5 separate regions of the Homo sapiens genome follow, and all the other regions are linked to region 2. A link is an interaction called in ENCODE POLR2A ChIA-PET data of the cell type or tissue named here. Cell type or tissue: OCI-LY7. All regions are shown on one strand. Each heading gives the region's core, and the rest is flanking DNA. Links, peaks and the distances in the headings are about the cores only.

Region 1 (6,307 bases), core at 736-5,735, 110 kb after region 2:
GCAGACTATTGAACCTCTTTCATTTTACACATCGTAAACATTTTCTAACAAACTTTCCTCCCTTCTGTATACCTTTTAAAACAAGCCAATCGGCCGTGCATGGTGGCTTGTTTTCAAAGGTGTAGGAAAGGGAGGAATGTTTAAAAACATTTTCTTTTTAAACATTGATTAAGAAGCTGGATAATATTTCATTCTGTAGATTCACCATAGTTTGTTTCATTCTCATTTTGCTGTCAGATGTTTAGGCAAATGCCAGTTTTTTTTTTTTTTTGTTATTACAAATGTAATACTCAACTTTGTACACAGAGTATTTTTAAGATTTAGGATCAGTTTCCTGAAATTAGGTGTCTAGAAATGGTCTCTCTGTATCAAAGGGGATGAGCGTAGCGGCTCTGGAGACGTTTGCCCTTGGCTTTGGAAAGGTCTGGCCAGCTTATGTCTGACCAGCAGGGCTCAGAGGTGCTTGGCTCTCTCTACTCTGGCCCTTGGGACGTTATTATTTTAAAAATGTGTGCTAATTTGATAAGTAAGAAACAGTGTGTTGTTATTTTGATTTTCATTTATTTGGTTGCTAGTGAGGATGAACATTTCCTCATATTTTTGTTTATCAGTTTTATTTCCTCTTTTGCGAAGGGGTACTTTGAGTCCTTTCTGATTTTATTTACTATTTCCACACATCTTTCTTCTTTTCCACTCCATACGCATGGGGTTTCCATCTGGCTAGGGATTTTTTTCCAGGGCCACCTTAGCCTGGACGCCTTGTCCTCCTTTACTCTGGACCATGGGAACTGAGCAGCCGCTTTTGTGCTGTCATCCAGATATAGCAGAAAACTCACATTTACACAGAAAGCACTTGGCAGTTTCCTCAGCGTCTTCTCACATTCTTTTCATCTGAAACAGAAGCTGGGCCTCTCACCTTGGGAAGAGTGTTCTATAAAGTAATGAATTTGCTTGGAGATGTTTCTAGTAAGAGACAGAACAGAGCAGCCCCTTGGAGATTAGTTTTGATATTCCCACGAGGCACCTGAAGGCTAAAAGGAAATAGAATTATCCTCCTTCCCCCAAGAGCTGGGGTCAGGTCCAAAAACGCTTTCTGCACCATTGATTTTTCTTAGGCTTTTGTGGCTCAGCTTGTGGCCATGAAACACTATTCATTGCCATGGATTATGGCTTTTTCTTTTGTCCTATTTACGGACTGTCTGTGTAGTCACTGCCAAAAGTTGTGATTGGTGATTATCACTTTGGAGGAGCAAAGCTGATGTTGCTCACACCAGACAAAGGTTAGTCAGCGCACCTCAACAACTTTCATTAGTGAGACATCACTGCTGTAGCTTCAGGGAGTTATAAGAGAAGGAGATGCCACCTTTATCAGCACTCTGGGAGATGAAAGTGACACAGCTGCACAAAGGTGGATTAAAAAAAAGCAACTCTCTTACCCCAGATTGTTCTTTCTAAAATAAAAGACCCAGTAAAGAAGCAAGATTTTGCCAAGCAATATGGCAAACCAGTACCCAGACCCACATTGAGGGTTACCTGTGAAAGCATTTTGTCAATAGTAAAGGTGCCTTATAAGTGGTAGGTATCACATTTATGTGAATAAAGTCACTAGTTCTCTGGGGCTTTCAGTGCCTGAAGCTTAAAGAGTAAACTTTCTTATATTTCGAGTTTCACTTGTTCATTTTTATAAAATTTCTACTATCGCTTAAGCATATTCTAGACCAGGGGTTGGTAAACCACAGCCTGCAGGTCAGATCTGGCCTGCCACCTGTTTTTGTTTTTAATAGCAGAGAAGCAAAGAATGGTTTTTACATGTTTTAGTGATTGAAAAAAAATCAAAAGGAGAATATCTCATGACACATGAAAATTTCATGAAATTTAAATTTCAATGTCCACAGATACAATTTTATTGGGACACAACAGCCACACTCACTTTTTTATGCATTTTCTTGTTACCATGGCAGAGTTGAGTGGTTGTGCTGGAAACTACATGGCCCTCTAGGTAGCCTAAAGTATTTGCTACCTGGCCCTTTACAGAAAAAGCTTGGGACCAATGTTCTAGACACTGGAAATACAGCTATGAACAAAACAGACCTACATAGTCTTTACATTCACAGAGCTTACATTCAGGTATAGCTTACTTTAAAAATGGCCCAGGGGGACTGGCACCCTTGATTTTGGCTTTGGAAACCTCAAGTCCTAAACAACTGAGCTAACCTTATATAATTTTAGCCAACATTGGCACAGCCTTATGGAATCTGATTGTTTTTTAATCAAATGAAGTATCTATTAATTAACTATGTTAGACTGCAAAGGTCTTGGTGCTTAAGACATTGAATTTGTTGAGAAAACAATGTTTACAAATTTAAAAAGAAGATAATGCCATTTACAATAGCTTCTTTTAACTTTTCAAAAGCCTTTTATGTGTGGGATCTTCCCATGTCTCAGACTTCATGTGCTAAGAATTTAGGATGGAAAAGCTCACTTGGACTGATAGAAACAGAGTAGGCTTGCCAAAGGAAGTGGGATGTGGTCCAAGATGATGGTCTTGATTTCCTTCTTCAATCCCAGGAGCCTAACAAGTTGTCTTCTGTGAACAGAAGGCCAAAAAACTACCACCAGGGCTTTTTCCCATATCCTACGGCTTGGCAGGACTTTTGCTCTTATCTTCATGACGTGAACAGCTTCCTTTGGGCTGGTAAAGCAGGAAGGACGATCAGGATTGGGGGCCTGACACCCAGCTCGTGAGGTGGGCTGGGATATGATACCCCTTAAATGGGGAATGAGTGGGAGCAAGACTGAGGGAAAATTGGGTGGGTGGGTGGAATCTTGGATTTCTTAAAATGTTGGACATTGGAAAGTCTGCGAGGTCTTTAGCTAATTTTCCAGCATGTCTAGAACATCAAAGGACTACATCTTCCACTCTACCGTGAGCAGCTTTCATACTTGCCTGGTCCAGAGTGGTGTTCAGTAAATGATTCAGTAAGTGAATGACTGTGAAAGAATGAAGGAACGAAGGAAGGAAGTCAAGTCATACACAGGAACATTAATCAGAATACTTAGGGCCGGGTGTGGTGGCTCATGGCTGTAATTCCAGCGTTTTGGGAGGCTGAGGTGGGAGGATCACTTGAGTATAGGAGTTTGAGACCAGTCTGGGTAAGATGCTGAGACTCCCGTCTCTACAAAACAAAACAAAACAAATAACCCGAGCCTGGTGGTGCACACCTGTGGTCCCAAATACACCAGAGGCTGAAGTGGGAGAATTGCTTGAGCCCAGGAGGTCGAGGCTGCAGTGAGCCATGTTTGCGCCACTGCACTCCAGCCTAACTGTCAGAGTTGAGACCCTGTCTCAAAAAACAACGACAACAACAACAAAAAAACTTAGAGAATTTTGTGTGCTCCCAGGAATAGGAATTTATGGGTGTTGATTCATTTGCTTATTCCACAAAATATGAAGCTCCTACTATACGCCAGGCACAGTGTATCAAGTTAACTTGAAACCCATTTTATTTCAACCACAAATAGTGCAAATCTTTCTAGAATGTCAGTGTCTGCTTTGTCACTTACAAAAGGACAATCAGGTGAGTGTCCGGTCTTCAACCCTGAAGAGTACTGAAGAGCATGAAGGATGTTTTTGACTTCATAGTTATTTTCCTGAATATTGGCTAACATTAAGGCAAATAATAAAGTTCCTGTAGTGCTTAGGAAGGCACACTCTGGTGTCAGATGACCTGGGTTCAAACCCAGGCTTTATCACTTATAAAACATGTGACATTGGGCCAATTTTAAGCTTTGTTCTATGCTTCAGTTTCCCCATCTGTAAAATAGGCAAATAATAATACTTACTGTGTAGGGCTGTTACGAAGATTAAATAGTCAAAGCCCCTTGGTGTGTAGTAAACCCTCAAGGTCAATGTTAACTGTTATTGCTATCACATAGGACTTGACCTAGAAATAGAAAAGATAGGGAAGTTTGGACTGAATATGTTGAGAATGTGAGGACATCTCCTAGAAATTGGTTGTCCTGTTTTCACATTTATAGTGTGTGTAGTAGAAAGAACATTAACCCCTTTATTTGTAGTTAAACTTTGCCTGTGCCCTCGCCTGAAAATGGAGCTAGCAATATTGCTGGGACTCTTGCATCTTACATATGAGAGTGCCTGGAATTTCAATATACATTACTTTTCTTCAGACAGAGTCAAATACGAGGAAGTAATTCCCTTTAATTAAGAGTGTTGATGAGTTGGGTTCTGGTTAATTGAACTGTAATATGTAAATCAACTTAATAGTGGACTGGCTCTGCCAGATAAACACACAGCACCTGGTGTAGTTTGGTTGAGCACCTTTATTTGTTTGATTTTGAAAAACTCTGTCCCTTCTGTGACTTCTTCACATTGGGGATCCCTCAACTCAGCCTGCAGCCAGCTGGAATTTTCAGTTGAAAGAAGGATTTTCAGAAGGTTTTAGAAGATTTTAATTGTTGGACTTGATAAAATTGATTTAAATTAATCCAAGCCAGTTTCAGACAGTGGAACAATAGGCTGGTACCTCATCACTCATTTTTTAAATAAAAGGAGAAAAATGGGAAGTGTTCCAAATTGAGTCACAGGCAGTGGTGAGGATTAAATGAGTAAACATCGTTGGCTTTAGAGAGACAGATATTTGATGATAATTAGAATCCCCAGCATTTTACCATTTATTTTTCTTTGTAGGATGGCTTCCTAGCACAGCCTGTGGCAGCTCATCAGGGAACAAAGAAGAAATGACAGTGTCCCTGCCCTTGAGAAGCTGATACTCCAGTGAGAGAAGAAAACAGGCAAAGAGAAAGATGTCACGATGACAAAGTAACATTGAAATGAATGTAGAAGATAATTGTGGGGGTTCGGTAAGGTGGGAATGAGTAGAGTGCATTGAAGTGAGACTCACCCTGGAACCCTGTCCAGTGATACTGTCTTAGTCGGTTCTGGCTACTATAATGAAATACCATAGACTGGCTGGCATGTAAATAACATAAACTTATGTCTCACAGTTCTGAAGGCTTGGAAGTCCAAGATCAAGACACCAGCAAATTTTGTGTCTGGTGAAGGCCCACTTTCTGGTTCATAGATGGCACCTTCTAGCTGTTTCCTTATACGACAGAAGGGGCTAGCTAGATTTCTGGGATCTCTTTTATAAAGGCATTACAAATTGTGAGGGCTGCATGCTTATGACCTAATCATCTCCCGAAGACCCTATCTCTTAATACCATCACCTTGAGGGTTAGGATTTCAACATGAGAATTTTGAGAGGACACATTCAGACCATAGCAAATACCAAGCTTTTTATGGATTCATACTATTTCAGAGAATTATACTGGTTGGCTATATCCTTATTTCGATTATTACTATCACCTTAAAAAAGGGATTCTCAACTTTGAGCATTACTGACATTTTGGGCCAGATCATTTTGTTGTGGGGGCTGTCCTGTGTATTGTAGGATGTCTAGCAATATCCCTGGCCCCTCCCCACTAGATGCCACTAGCACCTTGTCTACTACTCCTCCCCGCGCCCCCTACTTCCTCAGTATGATGACCCCAAATGTTTCCAGACCTTACCAAATGTTCCCTGTTGGGCCAGTTGCCCCCGGTTGATGACCATTGTGTTTAAAGAATTCATTTCAACTATTTTATCGGCCCCTAAGGCACCAGCCTCCCTCTGAGGCTGTGTCCATGGGAATGCTATCTGTGGCTGCTTGCGGATCTCTCCAGCACTGACTGGCTAAGTCACACTGGCAGCCATGGGTGAGACTTCCTCAACGTGGGTGGAGCAAATTCCTACGATGCCAGGCTGCAAGGTTGCATTTCTGCATTTCTAGGTGTCGGGGATGCCTTGATTATTTTCCAAAGTAATCTAAATTTTGTCTCCAGGGATCCTTGCCCCTCCTAAATGGGTATTATCTGGGAATAAGACAGCTCAATTGTTTATGGAGCCTTTATTTAATATTTGACAATATCTAGGAGAAAGTCACAAACACTTAGTTCAATTATTAAAATAAAGCCTGTAGGGTATCTCCCCAAAAGAGTATCCCAGAATCATTATTTTAATTTAAGCATAATTATAAAAGGGGGCTGGGAAGCCTGCAGTAGGGGGAGATAAATTTTCAAGTGTCATTTTAGGAAAACAAAGGCTTTGCAAGAGAAAACATCCACTTTCCCCCCTAGTTGCAGGCTTAATGTTATTAATAAGTTAGATGTCAGATGTATGCTGTTATTGGCAGCATGCATACAATTTAAATATTTTAGCTTTCATTATACAACTGAATCTACATGACTG
Region 2 (6,307 bases), core at 441-5,440:
AAAAGAATTCTACATGTGCGAGGAGGTAGGGAAAAATCAAAATCTCAGCAATAGCAATTTCAGGACTCTCCTGGGGCTCTTGTCTGACTCTTCCTATTCATCACTCAGCCTCCTTTTTATGGTTTTCTGCTTTGCTCACTTTAACACAGTGCCCTTCAGTGTTCACTACAAGCTCACCATTGTCACTATCAGGGAGTATGTGGTTTTATCATCTACCTTTTAAGGAAAAGTTTTTACTTTTAGAAAGGCACCTTACTGATAATTATTTTCTCCAACCTAATGTCTTTTTTTCTATTTTCATTTATGGTTCTGGTTTTATGTATGTATGTATGTATGCATGTATGTATGTATGTTGAGAAGGAGTTTCACTCTGTCTTGCCCAGGCTGGAGTGCAGTGGCATGATCTAGGCTCACTGCAGCCTCTGCCTCCTGGGTTCAAGTGATTCTCCTGTTTTAGCCTCCTGAGTAGCTGGGACTACAGGTGTGTGCCCCTACTCCCGGCTAATTTTGTGTTTTTGGTAGAGATGGGGTGTCACCATGTTGGCCAGGCTGGTCTCAAACTCCTGACATCAAGTGATCCACCCGCCTTGGCCTCCCAAAGTGCTGGGATTACAGGCGTGAGCCACCACGCTCGACCTCTCCATGTGATTTTTGACCTAAAGGAACTATTTTTAATATTCTGAAGAATAATCCTATTTAAGTCACATATAAACAAGTTGTGCTAAATTAAAAACATTTAGTTCCATTTACTTCTTCATTTTAGTAGGTAACTTTGTGATGCAAACTCGGATTGGTCTTCCTATTTGAGTCACTCAATCCAAACCTTGGTAGGAAAATCTGGTTCCTCTCTCTTCCCGTAGCTGTGGTGGATCGTGTTTCCAAAGATGTCTGCCACAATATCGCTCATCCCATATGTTCTTTTGCAATGTGACTGTGTCACTCCCTCATCAAGAAGTAGAGTCTAGATTCACTCCCTTTGAATCTAGACTGGCCTATGACCTATTTTGACCAATATAATATAATCTCCAAGGCTGGGCCTTAAGAAGTCTTCAGCTTCTGTCTTCATGTCTTAGAGTGTTCTTTCTTGGAACCATCTGCCAAGCTGTGAGGAAGCTCCAGAGCCATATGACAAGACCTGATGGAGGATAACTGAGGACTTTGGCCAACAACCCCAGCTGAGCTCCAGTTGGAATGTGAATGAGGCCATTTTGAGTGTTCCAGCCTATTGGAGCCCTAGCCAACACTCTACAAACTAGAACTGCCTGATTGACCCGCAGAATCATAAGAAATGTAAACTGCTGTTTTAAGCCAGTACATTGGGAGGTGGTTTGTTATGCAGCAATACCTGACTGAAACACTGGGGCTCCTTTGCTCAGCTTGGTTTTGAGGCCTTGCACCACGTTCACCTGCTCACCTCATCACCCTCAAACCTCTGCAGGGAAATACAACTTACTTTCTGGGTTTTCACAGTCATTTTAGCTCATGGACAAAGTGGTTCACTCATCAGTGACTATGAAAGTGGCCAAATGATGATCACAATACTAATTAAGACTTTTTGAATGCTTATGATGTGCCAGGCACTGTTTTAAGTGTAATATATTTATTCATACATTTAATTTTTAGAACAACTTTTTGGCTGAGAAAGACAGGATTCACTTCCAGTGCTTTCCAAAGCAGCATTCTCTTTGTCTTAAGTCAGGGAAGGCCTTCAAATTACTTTCATTAGAAGAAGATTTAAAGGAATGTTTCTGTTTAGGGTTTTTCAGTCTAAACAATTTTTAGAACAATTTTTTGAGCTAGGCACTATTATTATTTCCATTTTATGATAAAACAACTAAGGCACAGAGAGGCAAAATAACTTGTAAAACAGTAAGTGGGTCAAATCACCATCAGAACCCAAGCATCGGCCCCCAGAGCCACATGCTTAGCTACTGTGATGTCCTGCCTCCCATAAATAATATCTCAAGCTTATTTTTATTTTTTTAAAAAACGTTTTTGAGTCAGGATCTTGCTTTGTCACACAAGCTGGAGTGCAGTGGTATGATCATGGATCTCTGTAAACTTGAACTCCTGGGCTCAAAAGATCCTCCTCCCTTGGCCTCCCAAAGTGCTGGGATTATACAGGTGAGCCACCATGCCTGGCCCTACTTGAGTTAAGAAAATCCTCTAAGGCTTTGATTGCCTCGTTCATTTATTCTAGGTTCCAGGCTGTGTCCCATGCTGGCAGTTACATTTAGAAAACTCTAATGTTAGAGAAGTCTGAATTAACTATTCCTACATTCACAGTTCAGGGTAGGATAGAGTGTTTGCTTGGTTTTCCCAGGTTTCTCATCCCTGTGTGGCCACCGCAGAGGGCAGCAGAGTGACAGGCTGAGGGTGCAGAGGGGGCAGAGAAGCAGAACTGATGGAGGGCCCAGGCAGGGCAGGGGTGGGCGGAGCTATTTGCACATCTCAGGAGTGAGAGCTAGGCGGGAGCTCAGCCCTAACTCTCACCAACCACCCACTGATGGAGAGGGCAGCTTCTTCCAATAGCAAGGGCTGTGGCTGCCAAAACTGTGCCATTTGACTTGAAGCGGAGGAAAGTCTCCTTGCTTGCTATGCAATTGCAATTGCAGCCTTAAGGCAAGCTCCCCACGGCCTTCAGATCCCTCCCAGGCAGACATCCTGGAGCTGTCACTGCAAAGCTTGTGATTTTGCTTCAAGCAGCCCTTGAAGTTCTCCTGCTTCCTATTTGCCTGATAACTGCCCCAAGGACTCTGAAGGAACATTTTAAAAGCTAATTATAAAATTTAGTAGGCCTGCATTCTTACATTGTATTAAGAGTGAGGCCTTTGGAGACAGCCCTGGGTCAGAGTTCCATCTCTGCTGCTTAATTGCTGTGTGGCTTTGGGAAAGCTGTTTTCTTCTCAGATTCTCAATGTTCTTGGCTGTAGAATGGGTTAGTGATATTTACCCTGTGTGCTTGTTGTGAGCAATAAGTAATCCTATAGTCAAAGCCCTTGGCCTCATATATACCAGGCAACCATCAGGGTAGCTATTAATTACAAACATAGAATATATTGTGGATCTATGAGACCATTAACATACCATGCAGTCTTAGCATGTAAGCAGCAAAGGGTAAAGCTGGTGTTTCATGCTCTGCTGTACAATGTTTGCAGAGGAAAAAAGACAATCACCCTGATCTATTTTAGAAAAATGCTATATTTTAATCGCTTCTCTTTTTACTTTCTTATTTTAGTTTTGTCCTTTAAATGCTTTGGAGCATTTAATAGCTCTTCTGCTTTCAACTTCTATAAATTCACAACTTCTATAAATTTAAAAAGTGTCTAAATCTTGATTAAATGCTCTTAATCTGAGGCTTATGGGTTTCCAGGGGTCTGTGAACTTTTTGAAATTGCATGCAACATTGTTTGTGTCTACACATATGTGCATTTTTGAGGGGAAATGATTCATAATTGTCAACAGACTCTCAAAGGATTCTGTAGTTGGACAAAAGATATAGAAGAGTCCTTGGACAAAAGACTGAAAAACCCTAAACAGAAACATTCTTTTAAATCTTCTTCTACAGAAAGTAATTTGAAGGCCTTCCCTGACTTAAAGTGGATGCTGCTTTGGAAAGCACTGGAAAAATGGATCCTGTCTTTCTTAGCCAAGGACTGGTCTCTTTTCTCCAATGTGTCCCTAACAGAGTGGTGAGGCTGGCTCTTCCCACCAGTACAGGTAATGTGGTAAAGATAGGACCACGTGGACGAAGAGGTATTACCTTCTCTAATTACAGCTAACAAAGACCTAGGCCTAACCTCAACTGCACCTTCTGTCTCTGGGAAGTCACTTATAGAGTAGACCTATAATTAGGATTTGGTACCGGAAACATAATTCTCAGGATGGTGAATCTCTAAATTATGTCCCCAGAGACATACCTGAGACAAAACCCTAAGGGCTGTTGGCCGTAAGAGGGTGTGTGTGGTATTCTACATTCAGTAGGGATTTATAAATGAGGATGATATCACTCAGAAGGGGCAGGTGTCCAAGAGGCCCTTTTGACTTCTGCAATGGGGCCTGACAGCCCCGTGAACTGAGCTCCATAATTTATGCCTCCGGCATAGAATCTGTGCAAAGCAGGAATGGCCGTATCAGCATTTGGGGATTTAAAGCAGCTTTTTTTTTTTTTTTTTTGAGATGAAGTTTTGCTCTTGTTGCCCAGGCTGGAGTGCAATGACACAATCTCAGCTCACTACTACCTCCACCTCCCGGGTTCAAGCGATTCTCCTGCCTCAGCCTCCTGAGTAGCTGGGATTACAGGCATGCGCCACCACGCCCAGCTAATTTTGTATTTTTAGTGGAGGCTGGTTTCTCCATGTTGGTCAGGCTGGTCTCAAACTCCCAACTTCAGGTGATCCACCCTCTTCGGCCTCCCAAAGTGCTGGGATTACAGGCGTGAGCCACCATGCCTGGCTAAAGCAGCTTTTTTTATCCACAGACCTCTTTCCCAAATTGTAAGGAGGATTCAGCTCATTGATTTCACTTTATTTTAAAAGAAAATAATTATTGATGTGTAAAGTAAATGAAAACACAGTCAAGTGGGAGTGTAATTGAAAGTAATTTAAGAGTTCAATGGTTGATGACTTTTTTCAATTATGATATCTCTTTATTAATAGGAAATTCATAAATTAAGGAGTATGCAATATAATCATTGTGGAATATATTAGGGAAACATTTTTGATCCATGCAAGTAAATTGAGATAGACTGGGTGCACCTGTTCCTAGTCATGCCCAGGGAATATGTGAAACTCTGGCTCAGGATGAACGTCTGTTGGTGTCAGCACAACAATAATGAAACAAAGTTGGCAGTAGGGTGGGGAAGTGTTTGGTGGGTGGGAGCCACCATCTGCAGCCAGCTCCCAGCACGGCTGTGTGTTCGGATACCCATCAACCAGGAAAGGGAGTCTAAGGCCTCCAGATGATTTTCCCCTTTCACAAAACTGTTGTAAAATGAAATACAAATCCTTCCTGAATGTTCCTAGCTTTTCTTCCTTTCGGAAGTTTTCAGTCAATGGGAAACAAAGCCTTATTCAAAGGATTAAAGCCATAGTCATTCTATTGTTTGGGGCTTCAATAATGTGGCTTTCCTTCCACAGACAGAATTTTCAATTCACAAATCATCTGAAAAACAGGAAATTTTGGAGAAACATGCTTATGATAACAAACAAGGGATCTATCGTGTGGTATAGAAGTTTACACAAAGAGGCATCTGATTTTAAGTTTTTGTTTTTTTTTTTTTTTTTTTTTTTACCGTTCTGGGCTTCTGGCTGCATTCTAGGAAGATCATTCCTTAAAAGAAATAGCCATATGGCTTATAAGGTAAGACTACTCAGTTCCCATCCCAACCCCCAGAAGAGAATGGAGGAAGGGAAGCAGACTCTGGCTATATTTTTATGGCTGCACTCCAGGCAGTACTGCAGAGGCAACAGGCAGGCTCTGAAATGCCTTCTTCCCCCTGCTATCCTCAGGCCTGTGTTTCTCTCTTACTCCACCCAAGTCCTGGGCCCTTACATGGCAGAGGGAGGGAGAAGGGCCAGCAACATTGGTTAACAGGAATAGAGAATGTTCGAGGAAGGCAGTGGCAGGCAATAGCCATAGAGAGTCACAGAAGGTTAAAGAGGTTGTGGAAACAGTCATTTGTTTTTCAAGCAGTTCCGGTGGGGTTTGAGAAAGCAGCAGCACTCAACTGTGAGCAGACAAACTCACTTTGGAAACCTATGCAGCCACTTCTAAGTAAACTACCAAGAGAATTATTATTTTATTTAGGTTCCTCATTTCAGTGACAATCTTTTAATCCTTTGAACTGTATGCTGAAAAGGACATTATAGATCCTCCTGAAAGATAATTTTTAGTGTCCACGGTTCCCTCAATATGATGATTTTTTTCCTTGGTCCCTATCTTTCACCATTCCCTTTACCTTTTATCCATGCTTTTCCCTGATTGAAGGAAGACAGAGTCTATTTGCTTCCTAGCATCTTCTTCTATGGCTCTTGCTACTGAAAGTGTGATCTAGATTCCAGCAGCAGAACAGCAGCATTTTGCTTCTGAGAAGTGCAGAATCTCAGGCACCATCCTATGACTACTGAATCAGAATCAGCATTTTAACAAGATCCTTGGTGATTTGCATGCATGTTAGTTTGGGAAGGGCTGATCTGTACAGATCTGCCCTATAGGCCTGACTCATAACCCACACTCCCCAAAACCTGCAAGATCCTACATTTCTGGCCCTGTATACTTCTCTAGTCTCATCCCATGTCACTCTACC
Region 3 (6,307 bases), core at 897-5,896, 390 kb after region 2:
AAGCAGAGAAAAATCATCCAGCAGCCATGTGATGAGTATGTAGGGGAGAGTTGAGGCTATGTGGTCAGCTTCGGTCCCGAGTTAGAATCAGATCTGTGACTTCAAGCAGAGTGACCCTGAGCTGGTTATCCAACTAATTCGTGACTTAGGCCTTCTGATAAACTGGGCTTCATAATATACTCATCTCACAGGGCTGGTGTGAGGATCGGCAGGGGTCATGTGAGGAAGCACTTAGCAGAGTCTAGCAAGCACTTAAATAGCAACTAGCGTCATGACAAAGCTTTATGCTCTGGATGCCCTTGACGGGGCTTTTAGCTGTGTGACCTTCAAGAAGTCACCTGCTCTTTCTGAGACTCAGTTGCTTCAGCCCTTTAAAAACAGAAACAAACACAGCCGACCACAGGGTGTGTATGGATCTGAATGAGTACAGACAAAGTCACTCATTGCAGGACTGAGTAGGAGGCAGGGTGCTGGGATTGGTGGGTTTAGGGAGGTCTGGGAGGGCCCTGAAGCTCAAGAGAAGTTTGTTTGGAAAGAAAAGCATCTTCCGTTTTGACTGAGAGGAAATGGGGAGGGGATGTGGTGCAGCGTCAAAGGCAGGGTCTGCTGACGAAACTTGGTGGTGGTGTTTCTCAAACAGAAATAGGACATTCTCACTCTCCGTGACACTCAAACTCCAAAGTTTCGGCCTGGGTGGTGGTTGCACCTGTCACTGACGACCTCACTTGACTTTGAGTTAAGCTGCCCAGGCAGCCAGAGCAACTGTGCCCTGGAAGGCGGCCCTGCCATCAGACAGACATGTTTTTCATATATTCCTGATTTTCATGTAGTAGTTCACTGGACATTTACTGCACACCTACTATATGCTAGGTGCAAGGGATTCAGCAGTGAATAAAACAGTTGCAGGTCTTGCTCTCAAAGACCTTTCAGTCCTGCAGGAGACAGAGGCAATAGAGAAAGAACAGCTTACTTGCATGTATAATTAAGATTTTTGCTGTGACGTTAAAGTTCAGAATGCTGTGAGACTGTACAATGGGGCAAAACCTAATTTAGATTGGGAGACCAGCAAGATAAATGAAACAGGAATGGAGTTCAGATGAGAGATGAAATAACACTGGACTGAAGTGGAGACAGGCTTTCTTTTTTCCTCAAACACCTCCCTTCACATCCAGGCATAGACCACTGGAAAAGTAGTTGCCCTGCTTCCTGATATTACTGTCCTCTAAATACACACACTTTGTGTACCCCCTCCATTCATTTCCACCCCGTCAGTCATTCTTGCCTGTATAAATTTCAACTTTAGCCACAGCCCTGGCCTCACTTCTTATAAAGCCTGCTTCACTCTTCAGTTCTCCAAGTTCTCTCTTCCTTTAGGCCTTTTTTTTTTTTTTTCAGGGTGGTCTGGACTGCTCTTTCAACCTGATTCTATTTGCCCATGTGGCATGTTTTGTTAATCCCATGGCCATACGTATGCTGGCATGTCTATAGTCCATCTGTGCAAATAGATGATACGTAGCATTTCCTCAACCAGAATACTGAGGAGCCTATGCAAATGAGCCATAATAGATCTTATCCTTCAGCCTGCTCACTTGAATGAGTTAAAACTGAGATACAGAGTAGTTAAAGGGGCCCACCAGTCACTGGACGAGAGTCTCAGACTATGATCATGTCTTGTTATTTTATCTTTATATCTCTTCAGGGCATTTGTTCCAGAGTCAGAATGCAATAGATGTTTTCTCTTTGATTGTTTATTCCTCGAGTTGGCCCATACATGTACTATCCCCTGTTCTTCCATTACTCATTTCAAGCAGTAGCTGTAGCATCTGTATTATTTAGCTCCTCTGTATGACTTGATTATCTTATCTGTCAAATGGGTATAGTAATTCAAATCAACAAACATTTATTCAATACTTACTATATCTCAAGGACTTTGCAAAGCTTTGGCGGGGGGCGGGGGTGGGTGCTGCAATAAGCCTGTTAAGATAGATCTGTACTCTTGCCTTAAGGAAACACACAGTGGTAGAACTTGGTAAAGGAATAACTACACTATAGCAAAAATGTCTATAATAAAGGAATATGCAACATATGGGAACACAGAACAGAGTAACTATTGCCTGGGGTAAGTGGAAAAGCTCATTAACACCTTCTCTACTTACCTTGAGTTTGCATTATGAGATTCTAATGAGATCATGCAGTGAAAGTGTGATGAAAAATGGAAAGGATTGTGCATGAAAACTACTAACCAAATGGATGGCAGTGTGATATGGGAGACTTTGGAGAGAGGTGAAAGAAGAAAGTGGTGGCTGCGACAAGAGGTTTGGACAGCATCTGTTCTGATGAACCAGTAAGTCTTACACACAGATAAAATTCAGAGGCATGGCTATAGACCATCTGAGCTACAGCCACCCCAGCTTTAAATTAAGATTTTGGCCACAGGAATGACCCAACCTCTTCATTCCATTAACATAGGTGAAAGCTCTGTGACCTGGAGTATTTGTCACCATTATCCTCCCATTGGAAGAAGATGATTGGGAAGACTGGAATTAGATGAGCGGAGGGAATGCTGGTGGGAGTGGGCCTTTGGAATGGGAAGCCCATAGCTATGACCATCTTGTCAGAACTAGGAGCCCTGATGGGCTAGTGAGAGAGTCACTTCTCTCTCCTTGTCCCTGCATCTGTAATCATGGAGATCTGAATGATGTGTTGTTTTGAAATAAGTGGTTTGCAAACATGAGCAGCTGTCATAATAATGAAAGCACAACATTCAGAAAATTACTCTTTGGTTAGGATTGACAATAGTTTGGGTCAAAGGACATTGCCCAAAGCAAAATAATTATGTATGGTGCAAGTCTGACATCATGCTAGGAGGCATTCTTTAAAAACCAAAAACAAAAAACCCATTTGTGTACCGTCCTTGACTCTTGGTTCTGCCCAAGCTCTAGAGCGACATCCAACCTAGCCCTGAGAATAGGAGAGAAAAGTGACAACAGGGCACTCTCTGCTGGTGAGGCAGACCCACTACAGCTCATTGCCAGAGTCTCTGCCTCTGAGCCAAACCTATAAATCTCAGGAACATCTACAAGAACTGTTTTCATGTCCCAAGATGTAGAGGGATATCTTCTGCTTGCTGAGAAAACATTCTGAGGATCTTGCTGGGCTCTGTAGCAATAAAACAGGCAAGTACCATGTAGTCTTTCATAAATGGCTCATTATTGGAGTGAAAATGAAGCAAGAATAGCCCCAGTGTAAATCACTGTGACAAACGAGTAACTAAACTAGCATGAGGGCTCTCTGTCTTATACAACTGTCTCTCTTCCTCCTTTGCTTCCTCCACTTAGCTAACATTAACCAGCAAGGGGTATTCTTTCTTTGAAGTTGAATCTGTGGTATACTGTGGAAACAGCAGCAATTGTGGTACCCCCAAACCATTAGTGGGGTCTCCTCTTTGTGGTTCTGTGAGCCTTCAGGAAGTATAAATGGAAAGAGGAAGACTAGAAAGGAGATAATTCAAATAACCTGTTGTCTTCTCACCCCAGGAGGGATGCCTTTGCTACTGACCAATACACAGATGTTGCAGTGGCTGTTAGCACAAGTCTCTGTGTGAAAAAGGGTTGTGATCTCTGAGCCCATGACTGGAGCTGTCCTCTGCTCAATTTTATGGCAGTACTGCATGATACCTTAACTGTAGTAAAAATGAAGGGAGGTCTGTACAAACAACAACACCTCAATGCTGTCTGTCTGGATTTATTTATCTTTGACAAAAGCTGACTTGAGATACTCAAAGCCAGCTGGAGATGGCTCCACTGGAAATTCAGCAGGACGGACTTTCCTAGCCTTTGCCTGGACATCCTTGCTTACCTATAGGATCCTTTTGGCCTGATCATTTGTCTATGCCATGATGCAAAATACCAGGTTAGAAAATGGAGTCTCTGGCACCCCCCATTTTGCAAATAACAGGAGCAGGCCTGTGATTACTGCAGCAGAAGTTTAAAGCAATGAATACTGGATGGATCATAGGTTGAGCCTGTGGTGGGAGGGTTTTGCTGCATGCATGTGCTTTAGCTACTATATTCTTTTTCACCTAGTGATTCCCTCAAAATCATTCTTTGGTTATGGCAAAGAATGTATAGTGGCCAATAGTGCATTACCCTCACATAAGGTCTGCTACCACCACCCCTATATCCTTTGTGCAACTTTGAGTGAGCTGGGGAGAAGGACAGGGAAGAAGGAATAGAAGTATTTTTTATGGTGGAGTCTCTCTGCAGCAAAAACATGCTCAGGCAGTTCCTGGGCCCCAAAGGATGCAGAATCTGGCACCACCTTACTTGAAGCAGAGCGTACAGTGTATTTTTCTTCATAGATAGCCTGTAAAGCTCTGCCAATAGGCCTATTTTTCTCAGGGCTAGTGACTCATTTGGGGCAGTGAAGCAGGAGTGAATCTCATGGACAGATGGTGACCTCGTGTTTGGAGGACACCCTAGAGGGAATCAATCAGACCAACATTTTTCACTTTTTTTTTTTTTGCAACTAATCCAATCCACGTATTTTGAACATTTAAGTAAATTGCATAGTACACACTTTTAACTAAAACATGCAAACCCAATGTCAGTAGTCATCACATCATCGCAAACAACTTTTGTAACCAATTCAATCTTTGTCCCTTTCTTTCTTTCTGACAGATTCTCACTATGTTGCCCAGGCTGGAGTGCAGTGGCGCAATCTCGGCTCACTGCAACCTCCACCTCCCGGGTTCAAGCCATTCTCATGCCTCAGCCTCCCGAGTAGCTGTGACTACAGGCGTGTGGCACTACATCTGGCTACTTTTTGTATTTTTGGTAGAGTTGGGGTTTTGCCATGTTGGCCAATCTGGTCTGGAACTCCTGGCCTCAAGTGATCTGACCACCTTGGCCTCCCAAAGTGCTGGGATTACAGGTGTGAGCTACTGCATTTGGCCCAGCCTGATTTTTTATATTTTAATGCTCAGATAGCTCCTGCCCAATAGATACTGCAAATCAACATGTTAGCATACTTGTTTATAACTTAAAGATCTCCTGAAACCATCAATGGGAAACTTAAGAACATGACCTGTCAGGAGCATACTGATCCTCAAGGGAGTTTTCCCATTGCTCAAGTGATTCTCCTGCCTTGGCCTCCCAAAGTGCTGGGATTACAGGTGTGAGCCACTACACCCGGCCTCGATTGCTCTTTTGAGGAACATTCTGTCACCATCGAGAATTTTCCCCATAAATCCTCAGGAAAATAACTTATTGAAAATGTTCCTTGGTCAATGCCCATTTCTTAGTCAATGTCCATGAATGGGTGGGGGACTTGGGCAGGTTACATTGACCAAGTTGGCATATGCATAACTTGTCCTAGATACTTGATTATGTCTAGGCATTAGGCCACTAGGTAAAGTTGCTAGACTGCTCCAAATGACACAGCTACCTTTGACTCTCCCATAAAGATCTCCCCGTGTGTAGATTACTCATGTTGAGAGTTCTGAATGCTGCCATTCAGCTGGGTATCTGGTCTACACCCAGAGTAAGTCATGGGACTTATTTGATGGAGAACTGTAAAATTGTGTGACTTGATCAGCAAGCAAAGTTGTTTTTCTGATGTCAAAATTTCAAGTCGACAGAGCATTCAAAATTGCTCCTCTAGGTTTGTAAGAGACTAGGTCCAGAAAGAGAGACCAGGGCTGAATGTACAGGTGATCTGACACCAACTCATCTAAGAAAGCCCGGGGGTTCAGCTCTAAGGGGTGAAGCACAGATTTGTCACCTACATAGCTGGGCACTTGCCAAACCATTGCTCTTATTTGGAACATATCATTGGTTCATTTAACAAATAAGTATTGATGCTGGGAGCGGTGGCTCACGCCTATAATCCCAGCACTTTGGGAGGCCGAGGTGGGCAGATGACCTGAGGTTGGGAGTTCGAGACCAGCCTGACCCACACAGAGAAACCTCATCTCTACTAAAAATACAAAATTAAACGGGCTTGGTGGTGCATGCCTATAATCCCAGCTACTTGGGAAGGCTGAGGCAGGAGAATCGCTTGAACCTGGGAGGTGGAGGTTTCGGTGAGCCGAGATCGCGCCATTGCACTCCAGCCTGGGCAACAAGAGCAAAACTCTGTCTCAAAACAAAACAAAACAAAACAAAAAAGTATTGATGGTGGCAGGCACCTGTAATCCCAGCTACTTGGGAGGCTGAGGCAGGAGAATCGCTTGAACCTGGAGGCGGAGGTTGCAGTGAGCTGAGATTGCACCACTTCACTCTAGCCTGGTGACAGAGCGAGACTCATT
Region 4 (6,060 bases), core at 844-5,843, 130 kb after region 2:
GATCTTGGAGAACCAGCATCTGGTGACTTATTGATGTGGGGCTGAGAAAGAAGGGAGAGATGAAGGGAGACTGGAATTTCAGCTAAGATGTGAAGAATGGAGGTCAAGGGGAGAGACTATTTCGGAGGGGAGGGGATGCTGTTTAGAGAAAGTCTGAAGGCTTACCCTTGTATTTTTCAAAGTTTGTATGTTGGTTTCTCAGTCACCACCTGCATCTGACTTGTGGGCTTTTGTGTAGCACAATGATATCCTGTTACTTATGTCATCGAAGTGACTTCATCTCCTGTCACATCTCAAACAACAACGATCGGAGGTGGCAAAACTTGGCAGACAAAAAAAAATGCAGGCTTTGAGATCCTTTCCTTACATTTCTAAGGTTACTACCTGGGTAAGGCCAAATCTGGATTTTAGGGGGAAGGACATTTGTTAGATCAAAGAAATCAGTATGTGGGTATCAGTTAGTGCTGGGGACTTTTTTCTATGGGAAGAAAGGCAGAAGGAAAGAAGCAAGTGTCACAAGAAGCTTAAATACGAGTTCAAATCAACATCTGTGATGTAATAATAGTTCCAATACAATCATGTGTAACTTTTATGGTTAAAGATGAATTACACAGAAAATAAGGAGTTGATAGTGTCCCCCATCAGACCAATAGTATCAGAATGAGCAGGGTTGGGGCTCAGTAGTTCAGATGAGAAACAAGTTGTTCCAACCCAATGTGCCCTGGGAAAGTTTTGCAGGAGAGATGGACTCTGAAGCTGAGCTTTACGGCAGTCCACATTACCACTACAGCACCCACTTCCTGGTTGGGCACATTGTTGGAATGTCATACCAAGGCACCCGAAGTTTAAATAATTTCAGGACTCCTTAACTGCAAATATAATTTTTAGCAGAACATTGAAAATAACTTGCTCTAGACTTATGCCTTTATCTGTAAATTTTATCACAGTCGTTCTTAAGGAAAATAGGCACCCTTTGCTTCCAGACCTTTGGTCCCTTATAACTGTTGCTTTGCCAAGTGTCCTGGTCTACTTTTGAGTGTCCAACTTTGGTTCTTAGAGTGCAGTTCCAAGCTGGCCCTAAATATAACTTGTTATTATATGTAGGTTCTCAGAGTGTGGCTCCATTCTTCACATCTTAGCTGAAATTCCAGGCTTCCTTCACCTCCTCCTTCTTTCTCACATCAGTGAGTCATCATATGCTGGTTCTCCAAGATCTCTTCTATCCATTAGCAGCCTTGCAATTCCCACCACTGTGTGGCTAGCCCAGACTTTTAAAACTTTCCACCTGAGCTATCCAAATAGATTTCCGCCTGGTCTTTACACCTCAGCTTTCTCCTTCTCATCCATTTGTTTGTTTTCAGACCCATTTTCTCTTTCCTTCTTGGCCTCAGATTATGTTTCTGGCCCTTCGGTTACTTACCAGTGGCTCATCTCAAACATGCTCTTCCACAGTTGGGTTTTTGGGTGATTTACTGGAAAGGGGAATGTGGGGGGTAAGGTGAGCTCATCACTGACCTTTGACTCTGTCAGGTGGTGCAGGCTGGTTCTCAATCTGTGAGCAGTGGACCCCAAGGGAAGTTATTGTGAAGGGTCTAAATACCCCCAAGTGCCAAATCTTCCTGTAGATTGAATATATAATGTGCTACAATTTTTGAAATGCATGTGGATGCTATTGTGATTCATAAAATATGGAATTGGTTTGGAAGTGTCTTGAATTCATAGGAGTTTTGTGTGTGTGTGTGTGTGTGTGTGTGTGTGTGTGTGTGTGTGTGTGTTTAAGAATGTTGTTTGGGCCGGGCACGGTGGCTCATGCTTGTAATCCCAGCACTCTGGGGGGCTGAGGTGGGTGGATCACCTGAGGTCAGGAGTTTGAGACCAGCCTGGCCAACATGGTGAAACGCCATCTCTACTAAAAATACAAAAAATAGCTGGGTGTGGTGGCAGGCGCCTGTAATCCCAGTTACCCAGTAGGCCGAGGCACGAGATTCGCTTGAACCTGGGACACGGAGGTTGCAGTGAATCAAGATTGCACTACTGCATTCCAGCCTGGGTGAGAGAGTAAGACCCTGTCTCAAAAAAAAAAAAAAGAAAAAAAAAAGCCAAAAACGAATGTTGTTCGTCAACAGACATTACCACACTACCAGCACGATTGGCTTTCATCTGGTGGTTCATGAAACTTTGTGGTTGTTAAAAGTGATCTTCATGTTCCGCAGAGGAAAGGCAGCCCTAAAGGGAATACAGTTTTTGTCTGGTGCCCAGAGCCTATCTACCCCTACTTGGGCTGCCAGAGAGTGGAGCTTGGGACACGACCAGTGTGGAATAGGATGGAAAAAATATTTCTCTGTACACTGATCACCACACTGCTTGCAGCAGGGAGCTATCAACCGAGAACCAACTACATAAGGGGGTTGTTATTTGTGGAGGAGCTTTCAGGTCCTCTAAACCTACCTCCCACTCTCGGCAGGAATCCCTTATAGAACCTCCCTGTGGGATGAACGTTAGCTTGGCCCTGATCCCTGCATTAACAGGTAGCGCTGTTTACTATAAAGTAAATTCAGATTCCAGGACCTCCACCTTGGTTGTTTCTGATTTGGCAGGGTTGGGGCGGGGCTTTGAGCATTCGCCTTTTCAAATAATGCTCGAGGTGATTCTGATGTCAGCCAGAGTTGAGAGAGAAGATTGTTATGAAAGGACACAAATACCTCATCACGGTGCTTTTTGTTTGTGAAGTGCTCACTAAGGCGTGAACAGCGTCATGGTGGGGCTCCTGCAGGCTTTATATTTATACCCCGTTTCTTATTTCTCACACCCACTCTGGTAGATAGATCCCTATTTCAAAAATGAGTGAATTAGGGTTCAGGGAAGTGAAACCTGTGTGCCGGCTGGGGACTGACAGTTGGAACCCCAATGTACAAATGAAACCAGGGAACAGTGGGTGTGACGAGCACTTGAGGAGCGACAGAGAGTTATGACCTCGAACCCACAAGTGAGACTGCAAACACAAGTAGGTGGGAGCCCAGCGGCAGGAGACTGACACTGCTGGAATCAGGGAGGGGGCAGTGCTGTTTAAGAGCTTCTGACACACTCAGTTCCTCCCTTCATCCTAAGAGACCTGGGCTCACTAGCAGAGGGGCTTTGGCAAGTTACTTGATGGATTAGGGCCTCAGTTTCTTCATCTGTGAAGTGGAGATAATAATAGTGCCTGCCTCCTGCTGCAAGTCTAGTCATCAGTATCATCAACATTGGTGGTACACCTGCTGGGTACCAGTCCTGGGGTGGGCGTGCTCCTCTCTAGAAGATAAAAGCCCATATAGAGACTATGGTGGAAGGAGCAGGACAAGAGAATCAGAAGCTCACCTCATTCTTAATGTGAAGAGACATTAAGATCAGGAAAGCCAGATGCTTGATGTTCTCTCTCATACCCATAGCAGATGGGTGCCTCACTGGGTTCCCCCAGAAGCTGATGGTGAGCAGGGGGGTGGCAGCCACTTTTATTTTCTCTTTTCTTTTCTTGTCTTCTTTTCTTTTCTTGGATCTTACTCTGTCACCCAGGCTAGAGTGCAGTAGTGTGAGTATGGCTTATTGCAGCCTTTAACTCCTGGGCTCAAGCAACCCTCCTGTCTCATCCTCCTAAGTAGGTGGGACTACAGGTGTGTGCCACCATGCCCAGCTAATTTTTGTTGTAGAGATGGGGTCTCACTCTATTGCCCAGGCTGGTCTTGAACTCCTGGCCTCAAGCAATCCTCCTGCCTCAGTCTCCCAAAGTGCTGTGATTGCAGGTGTGAGCCACTGCACTCAGCCAGCAGCCACCCATTTCTTACAGCTGCTCCAGTGTGAGGGGGTAACAAAAGGCTGCTTTCAAGGCAGCAGCCCAGCCCCCATGTTTCCTGCCTGGTCCCTGAGGAGTGCACAAGTGATCAGGAGAGATTCTTCTTTTGGTCACAGGGATCTTAATGATCACTGGGACTTGGGCTGTTTAAGATGTCACTTAGAAGTTCAAATCTACTTCCAGATGGCTTCCAAGCGAGGGATGGCCTCTACAGTGAGGCCAATCATGTGGTATATTCTTACCTAAGTGGGCCTTGCTGCCCTGCACAATGGCATCTCGGCCCATGGGCCAGCCTCGTAAGGTCTTTAAACCTATGACCACCAGGTGATCTTCTCTGGGGAGCAGCAGAACTTCCATGAGTCTGTCCAGGGATCTTATTTAGAGATGAGTCATACTTTTCTACGCTGTCAGCTCTAGGTTGAAGTAGAATGTACCAGCAACAGACTAGGATGACCTCGCAGCTAGCTGTCCATAGGAATACACCTCTTCTTTCTTCCAACCTCTCAGTTTCCTGGCGTTTCCTCTAAGTTAATGTCTTGCTAGAATGGTTTGAGTTGACATTAACTGTCTGCTATGTTTTATGCAGCACATGGCCACCTACCAAGTGGCACTTTCCATTTTGGGTATGGGGAGCAGGGTATATTTTATACCTCCAATCCCATTGTTCTTTATGAATCTTTGTTCCTTCACCCCTCACTTCCCAAATCGATCACTTTGCTTCTTGATTATGATATCCCTGTGGGTGAACCCGTAGATAGCAGAAACTGAGCTGTCTCTGCTGTTGATAATTTTAGCTCTTCTTGGAACTCCTTTCTTTTTGCAAATGCCAACCAGGTGTCCCCAAGTAAGAGATGATACTTGTTTGTTTGGTAAAGGCACCCAGATAAGAAGAGTCAGAATGAACAGCTCCAAAAGAGAAGTGGTTTCCTCGGTCACCGACTCACCACATTAAACATTCACCCTGGCTCACTGTCTGAAATGAGTCAGTGGTCCTTTCAGAATTCCCTTTACAACAGTGTTTCAAAGAAATCTGTGACTGAGGTTGCAAATCATTTTTTCTTCACTGCAGCTGACTATTTTGCATTTTCCCAAGGTGAAACTCAGCCTGTCTTTTCAGGTGTTGAGAAAGAGAGTCAAAACTTCAAAGTTGAGGGGGTGGGGGTGCGGGGTGGGGGACCCAGCTACCAAAGGGAAGCCCGAAAGCACTCTTTTCAAGGATAGGAAAACACTCACCAACGTCAGATTCTAACACTGAGCTGAGTGGTTTGCTATGTGCAGCTTTCTAGTGGCTTGGATTTTTCTTTCCTAATTTTTTTTTAAACCATCATCCTCTGGTTGCCATCATCCTCTTAGCATTCCTGACCTCCCAGAGTTTGGCCTCACTTGATTTACCGAATATTACCTTCCGGCTCCTTTTTATCAAAGGCCATTGCTATATCCATGGTGGTCTCCTCCCTGACCTCACTTCACACAGATTGCAGCAGTGATTTTTCTTTCCTTTCTTTTCTTTTTTGAGACAGTGTGTTGCTCTGTTGTCTAGGCTGGAATGCAGAGGCATAATCATGGCTCACTGCAGCCTCTGCCTCCTGAGTCAAGTGATCCTCCCACCTTAGTCTCTCGAGTAGTTAGGACTACAGACACAGGCCACCATGCCCGTCTAACTTTTATTTTTTTGGAGACAAGATCTCGAGATGTTGCCCAGGGTGTCTCGAACTCCTGGGCTCAAGCCATCCTCCCACCTTGGCGGCCTCCCAAAGTGCTGGGATTTCAGGCGTGAGCCTCCACGCCTGGGCCAGGAGTGATTTTTCTATGGGAGTTATTATCCACTCATTTCTGCACCACCTTCTGCATTGATAGAAATCCTTTTCATCTTAGAGCCCATTTTCCATCCCATGTCCTGGGTAAAAGCTTCCTGATGGATATTCAGTTCCTTACTTCCCCAAATGCTTGCTGAGCACTCTGTCCCAGGCACCAGACATAGGGATAAAGGCAGTGCACAAGGCCGACCAGGAACCTGTCCTCATGGAGCTCACAAGGATCCAGACAAGTGCACCTGCACTTATAGTTCAACCTAAACCAAACGTGGAAGGCTTTCCAAAAGAGATGACCTCAAAACTAAGACAAAACAAGTAAATGGGAGTTAATGAGGTGAAGGGGGTAAAGTGAGGTGTTTTGCTTTTCCTTGCACTCATGGTATGAAGCATCTTCTGGCACTCTGTTTTGCATCAGCT
Region 5 (6,307 bases), core at 415-5,414, 260 kb after region 2:
ACAGGATCTTTGAGAACAACTGGTCAAACTTCATCTGGTTTCAGAATCTCTTCTATGGCCCTGTGTAAACACCTGCCCTGATGTGGATCTCTAACTACTGAGACTGCCCCCAGATGGGACTCTTGGGAAGTTATTGTTTACTTGAGTTGAAATCAGCCTCCTGCTGGCTTCAGGCCATTGGTCCCAGTTCTGTTCTGCCATACTTCAGATTCTCACCATCTTGGAGCTGCTGGGAACCAGGGGCCCTGGGGTCATCCTTGCAAGGGAACTAGGGAAGAAAGAGGAAGCTGAGGGGCTGGAGCCAACCGTAAGGCGTTCCTCTTTGGGAAGGCTGGCTTGTGATGGGACTTGCCAGGACCAGCATGCTGAGAGGAGGAAGCCAGCTCTCAGGTCAAGATTCCGTTGATGTGGAACAAACTATAACCCTGCGCCGTTGCTTTCCCAGGCCTCACTTCCCCAAACAGGGGCACGTGAACAGCTGCAGTGGCCTGGTGGCAGCATGCTGGGATCCTTCAGGCCAGGCCAGCAAAAGGGTAAAATCTGGGCCAGTGGGTACCCTCATAGGGACTCTCCAGGCTGCCTTCCTCTTCCAGGTCTTCTGTGAAATTAGCTGGAAAAGGAGATCACATGCCTGATTCCCCTTTATCCCAGCAAGCCTGGAAAACAAAGTCCAGCCCCAGTCAAAAGCTTCCTCTGATTCTCTTGTGTCTTGTTAAAATGCAGCCAAACTCAAGGCCTCACTAACAGGTAGGAAAAAAAAAATTATAGGAATAAATAAGAACACATTACTCCATATTGCAAATAAAACAATGACTCCCTTGATTTCCAGGACAGTCATCTCTGTACTTTTGGTGAACTGGGTTTTTTTCTTCCAAGCTACTCTTCTTGTAGGAGAAAATGGGAAAAGATTTGACATGCCCTCCACCTCCCTCCCCCCACTCCAAAATCACCTACCAGGTAAGGTCTGGAGTTAGTTCAATTTTAGGCTAATCTCTCTGTCTCTTTCTTTTTTTTCTTTGAGACAGGGTCTCGCTCTGTCACACAGGCTAGAACATAGTGGCATGACCATAGCTCCATGTAACCTTGAACTCCTGGACTCAAGTCGTCCTCCCACTTCAGCCTGCTGAGTAGCTGGGACTACAGGCATGCACCACCATGCTCAGCTAATTTTTACATTTTTTAGTAGAGACAGGGTGTCATCACGTTGCTCAGGCTGGTCTCAAACTCCTGACCTCAAGAGATCCTCCTGCCTTGGCTTCCCAAAGTGCTGAGATTACAGACATGAGCTGCTGTGCCTGGCCTCTTTTATCTGAAATATTTTGGAAAGAGAAGACTCGAGATCTCTGGGACAGGGGAAGAACCTGCAGCTACAGGTTCTTTCTCAGTGTGATCTTAATGAGGTAGGGAGATGGAGTGATGTTGCGGTGACTGTAAGCTTGAATGCTTGATGGTCCTTGTCTTGCCTGTTCTCTGGTTATAGGTTCAGTTTTGTAGATCACTGGTTCTCAAACTTTACTGCATACAAGGTCCCCTGGGAGCTTTATACAATGGGGGAAAGTCCCAAGTACACCTTAAACTAATTGAGCCAGAATCTTCAGGAGTGTATCCTTGGCACCTGCACTTTTTAAAACTCCCCAGGTGATTCGAAACAAGCCAAGTTTGAGAACCAGTGCTATGCCTTGAAACATCAGGGAGGTGTTCTTAGGGCCTTGTGAAAAAGCAAACACCAAAGGTTTCATTATGTTAATATAACTTAAGAACTTAAAAAACTCAAGGGCTTGCTATTGGCCAAACACTGTGCCAAATGTTTTCTGTGGATTATCTAATGAAAACAACAAGTTGAGGTAGGTTATTTATTTCATAGAAGAGGAAACTGACCTTCAAATAAGTTAAGGAACTTGCTCAAGGTGATGCAGCAGAAATGTGATTTGACAGGGCCCTCACTTCAGAGGCTGCATCTGACATTGATGATATTTACTACGGTGGAAAATTACTTTTTCTGTTTGACACACACGTGCACACACACACACGTGTACACACACACAACTTAGGAATGTTTGTAATAATGTATTTCTAAAAAAGATCTTGCCCACCCATTTTTTTTTCAGTAGATTACCAGAAATGTGAATTATCAGGGCACTACAATTCTTGAGTTTGCTAATTATTAGCTTTTCACTGAGTATCATATTGAAGCAAGTGCAGCATCAGCATCTCCTGTTTGGATACAAAGGGTCAGTGATGAGAGCACTCACTAATTTTAAGAGACTTGGAAAGTTGATGAAATTTCTGATTTTTAAAGACAGTGTAATGATGTAATGGAAAGGATGGATGAGATCAGGTTTTCTTAGTTCTTCCACTTATGAGCTAGATAATTTTGAGCAAGTCACTTCCCCTTTCTGGGCTTCAGTTTCCTCATCTGAAAAATAAGGAAACCGAATCAAGGGTTTGTTAAAAGGCCTTTCACTCTAGATATGATCCAAAAGATAAATATTATCATGGCAGCCTTAGTATATCTGACTCTGAAGTCTCAGCACCTGTTGTCATTGACCCGTTTATTCGTGCCTGAGTAGCATATTTATAGGACTGACTTCCTCAAGCTTATGGTTAGTGATGTAACAGGGAACCAGTCTCCATTACACGATGGGCAAATCACTCAAGTAGCAACAGACGGTCCAGGAATGATTGGAAAAGGCACACTTTATTTTGTGATGAAAAATTTGTAGGTGGATTTTTAATTTCATATGGATGAAAGTGGAAATTCACAAAGTATATCCAAAGAAAGTCAACCTCGTGGCAGATTTCTGGATCCAGACTGGCAGTGTGGGGCCTGTCACTGCCACAGCGTGGAGAGGCTTGCAGCCAGGTGGAGCTCGTGGGTGAGGCCAGCTGTCTGTCAGAGGCTGGCTTTCACCCTCACGCATCTCAAGACCTGACTCAGGAGCTCTGCCTTGAGGTAAACATGGTCCTAGCTGATTGACAATCCTGCTAACTTACAGTGAGGGATCTTCCTTCTTTTGGAAAGGAAGGTTTACAACTGCTGTCAGGGAAGAAGCCTCTGCCCCAGTGCAGGGACGGTGGATTGGAAGTGAAAAGGTGGCCAGGTGAGCACAGGGTCAGGACAAAGGCCAGAGAACAACCCTGGAGTTCCTCAGACTGTGTTGTGGATATTGACTGCCCAGTGACTTTTCCCACTGAGCACCCCAGTTCCCTTTTAGGGATCTTTCTCTCTCCCATCATGTTCAGGCTTTGGGAGATTGGTTGGTGCAATATGTACCCTCCTCTGTTAAAGGTTGAAGGCTCCTCCTAACAGAGCCTTCCTCTGAGAAGTAGGCATGTGACCTCAGCTTAACCCATCATACTCTCTCCCAGAACTTTGTGTCTTGAATGCTGGAAGTATGGTTGGAGTTTATTTATGCTGGGGAGAGCACCCAGGTGAAGCTGAGCAATAGCTTCTGTGACAAAGACCTTCAGGTTTTCATCTATTCTGAACCTGGTTTCCAGTCCCTGTATTGATCCTCTGTGGTTTTCCATACTACTCCATCCAACAGAGCATCCCCCTACCCGCTATTCCCAACTGTTTTCTTGAAATAGTCCAGAGTCAGTTGCTGAGTTTGCAGCCATAAACCTTGGCAGATGCAGGTCTCGGTTAGACCCTCACAGAGGGTACGCTCCCCTACTGCTGTGGCTTCTGTCCACCCAGTTGTCTCTCTTTCCCCTGGAAGTCATGGGTAAACACAGCCAACCTCTGATCCTGCGTTTTCACTTTTTCTGTGTGCTCACTCTCTGTTTCTACAGAACTTCTCCAGGCCGTATACAAAACAGCTGATTTGTTCTCCATTGGTTAAATCCAATTTCATTTCAATCCTGTCACCTTGAAACGAATCTGAGTTGTTCCCAAATTCTTTGGGCACACACTCACAGAAACTCTTTTAGGCTATGGTTTTCTTTCATTTAGTATAATAGCTAACTTCAGCCATTGTGCATGAGTTTTGCCAACCTAAATCTTCAAGAGCAACTAACTGCATTTCCAAGTTCTTGGAAGTCACCTCACTTCTATTCCTCATGTACCACTTAGATGTTTAAATCAATCTTGAAACGATTAATAGCCCTTTGGAAATTCTGTCTTCTATGATTCCCAACTGTGGGTAGCCTCCTTTCCTCAAGCTTGTGTTTTAACTCTTTATTATACTCTATCACCAGAATGACAAGGTGCTCTAGGGGATGCGAAAACATAAGAGGCAGGTTTCTTGCCTTTAAGAGTTGTAAATCTATTGGAGAGTTGAGATTTGTTCACATAAAATAATTATAGAAAACCTATGTCTTTGCCTTTGAGAAGCTCAATGGCTTATGACAATGGTTTTCAAACTGTTTCAAAGTCCTAGTTGTGTGACACCCACAAGGGGATATCTAGGAGGTGGGGAGGTGAGGAGGGAACCCACCTGCTGTTCTTCTGCAGAATTTCCTTGAAACACAGCTCCAGGACTAATAAGGGTTTGAGAACCACAGGATCCAATCTTTTGCTGGTGTACAAGCTCTTTCCTGACCTCCCCTCTGACTACAGATCCAGACCCATGTCCTGCTGCCTGAAGCTCCAGGGGCCTCCTGGCTGTACTGGGGCCTCCATGCTCCCCTGCCCTTCTACATGCAGCTGTCTCTGCTTTGTGTGCATCACATACCAACCATACCAAACCATGACTATAAACTCCTCGAAGGCACATATTGATTGAATTAAGGGCTGAATTTTGCAGTGCCATCTGTAAGAGTTATCAGAACTTAGAGATGAGGAAGATAATTACTGACTGGGGTGGTCTGGAAAGACTTCCTAAAAAAAGTCAGACTGTATTAGGCCTTTGGGAAATGTGGCATTCAGATTCATAGAAAGGAAGAAGGAAAATGTCTCAGGCATGGAAAGCATTGCTGAGCAAAGGCTCAGAGCAGGGTTTATGAGTATCCCATAGAGCAGTAAAGAGAACCAGGAAATAATTGGCAAGGGAGTTTTTAAAATATACCCTTGCCTTGACCCGCTGCAGACCTAATTAAAGAATCTCTGGAACGAGCTTGGGCCTCAGCATTTTTAGAGCTTCCCTGATGAGTCTAACGTGCAGCGAAGGCTGAGGACAGTCTTCAGACTGTCAAGGTGTATTTGGAGGGGTTTAAGGAAAGGCTGGCTTTGGGGAATGGAGGCTCCTGATGAAACTTCTTGCATTTTTGAAGGTTTCTGACTTGAACCAATGCATATTGGGGTGCTTTCACCGTACAGTGCTTTTCATGTTTGCAAACTAGATTTTATGACAGGTTAATCTGGTTCAGATTCAAGTTGTGGGAAGGGGTGGGAAGCTTGGAAAGTGAGCAAGAAGGATGGCACAGAGGTCCATGAGACAAGCCTGCTCTCAGAGAGTATGGCAGAAAAGGGAAGGTAAATCCAAGGGATACTGAACAGGAAGAATTAATAGAGTTTGGTAGGATGAAAAATGAGGAGATGTTTTCTAATTAGGTACAGCAGCAATGACAGAAATTTCTCTTTACACAAACAGTCCCAAAGTCATGCAGGTGAAGAAGTTGAGAATGGTACTCAACCTCTACATTGCCTTCTCTCCTGGATATTAAGAGCTCATTCCTTCTTTTGATCTTCCTATCTCCTAAACTATCATTGCATTTGATTTCCTTTATTCCTTCCTGGGGAAGCTTTCTGAATGGGGATTCTACACTGATGTCCTTACTGCCTCACTGCCCACATTCTCTCTAACCTACATCTCTGTCACCTACCCTCCATCTCTTTTGATGGTTTCCAGTGGCCTCCCAATTTCCAAAATCCAGTGACTCTTTTCTGGGCCTCCTTCTCTTCCACCCTCTGGCTGCATTTGACTCTTTTTTGCTTGACACTGTTGGCTTTGGGGCTAGTAAATACTCCTGGTTCTCCTTTTGATTTGTTTTTCCTTCCAGTTATCCTGAGTTCACCCAGCATCCATCCTGAGGCCCTTTTAAAATTTTGACTCTCTCATGAACTACTAACGTTTCCCTAGGTTTTTTATTTTCAGCAGGCAGCTGGGTATTCTTCACTTGATTGTCATATCTCTGCCTCATGCTCACTGACATTACAATCATAGCTGTTTGCAAAGTCTTGTATTGCTAGAAAGTGCTTTACTTACAGTGTTTCACTTGAGTTTCACCTTCTCTCCCAGCCCTGCTTCTTTCCTTCGGCTCTTCCCTGAATTTGAATCTTGGCTCTGTTGATTACTAACTGAAGCCTCAATTCCCCAATCTTTAAAATAGGGATAATAATACCCGTATCATAGGAGTGTTATGT

What was found. Peaks named below come from ENCODE experiments on the same cell type or tissue, not always from the same donor. Only the 100,000 strongest peaks of a DNase experiment are listed, where the experiment ranks them.
Region 1: POLR2A ChIA-PET joins it to region 2 with 16 read pairs; 13 of 35 experiments call an interaction of 5 or more read pairs at or near these places.
Region 3: POLR2A ChIA-PET joins it to region 2 with 13 read pairs; 7 of 35 experiments call an interaction of 5 or more read pairs at or near these places.
Region 4: POLR2A ChIA-PET joins it to region 2 with 19 read pairs; 10 of 35 experiments call an interaction of 5 or more read pairs at or near these places.
Region 5: POLR2A ChIA-PET joins it to region 2 with 10 read pairs; 6 of 35 experiments call an interaction of 5 or more read pairs at or near these places.

What each region holds. Positions count from the first base shown.
Region 1 is chr2:136,106,132-136,112,438 of GRCh38, forward strand. No RefSeq gene overlaps it. Among named protein-coding and RNA genes, the nearest start is that of CXCR4, 8.9 kb to the right of the region's middle. In OCI-LY7, for the core only: a CTCF peak has its summit at 5,515 (motif pointing right); a DNase peak (open chromatin) is centred at 5,520; H3K4me3 peaks cover 873 bases; H3K27ac peaks cover 3,774 bases.
Region 2 is chr2:135,995,119-136,001,425 of GRCh38, forward strand. DARS1-AS1 (DARS1 antisense RNA 1) reads left to right here. Exons shown (of 4, transcript NR_110199.1): 2 at 3,569-3,720; 3 at 5,321-5,361. Among named protein-coding and RNA genes, the nearest start is that of DARS1, 13 kb to the left of the region's middle. In OCI-LY7, for the core only: CTCF peaks have their summits at 2,332 and 2,532; DNase peaks (open chromatin) are centred at 2,453 and 3,873; H3K4me3 peaks cover 2,382 bases; H3K27ac peaks cover 2,807 bases.
Region 3 is chr2:136,381,862-136,388,168 of GRCh38, forward strand. No RefSeq gene overlaps it. Among named protein-coding and RNA genes, the nearest start is that of CXCR4, 270 kb to the left of the region's middle. In OCI-LY7, for the core only: CTCF peaks have their summits at 2,996 and 3,196; DNase peaks (open chromatin) are centred at 1,480, 2,990, 3,290 and 3,560; H3K4me3 peaks cover 2,470 bases; H3K27ac peaks cover 3,616 bases.
Region 4 is chr2:136,129,533-136,135,592 of GRCh38, forward strand. No RefSeq gene overlaps it. Among named protein-coding and RNA genes, the nearest start is that of CXCR4, 14 kb to the left of the region's middle. In OCI-LY7, for the core only: a CTCF peak has its summit at 2,970; DNase peaks (open chromatin) are centred at 2,179, 2,819, 3,869, 4,879 and 1 weaker place; H3K4me3 peaks cover 4,800 bases; H3K27ac peaks cover 5,000 bases.
Region 5 is chr2:136,253,398-136,259,704 of GRCh38, forward strand. No RefSeq gene overlaps it. Among named protein-coding and RNA genes, the nearest start is that of CXCR4, 140 kb to the left of the region's middle. In OCI-LY7, for the core only: CTCF peaks have their summits at 2,833 and 3,042; DNase peaks (open chromatin) are centred at 454, 1,534, 2,494, 2,874 and 1 weaker place; H3K4me3 peaks cover 2,103 bases; H3K27ac peaks cover 3,117 bases.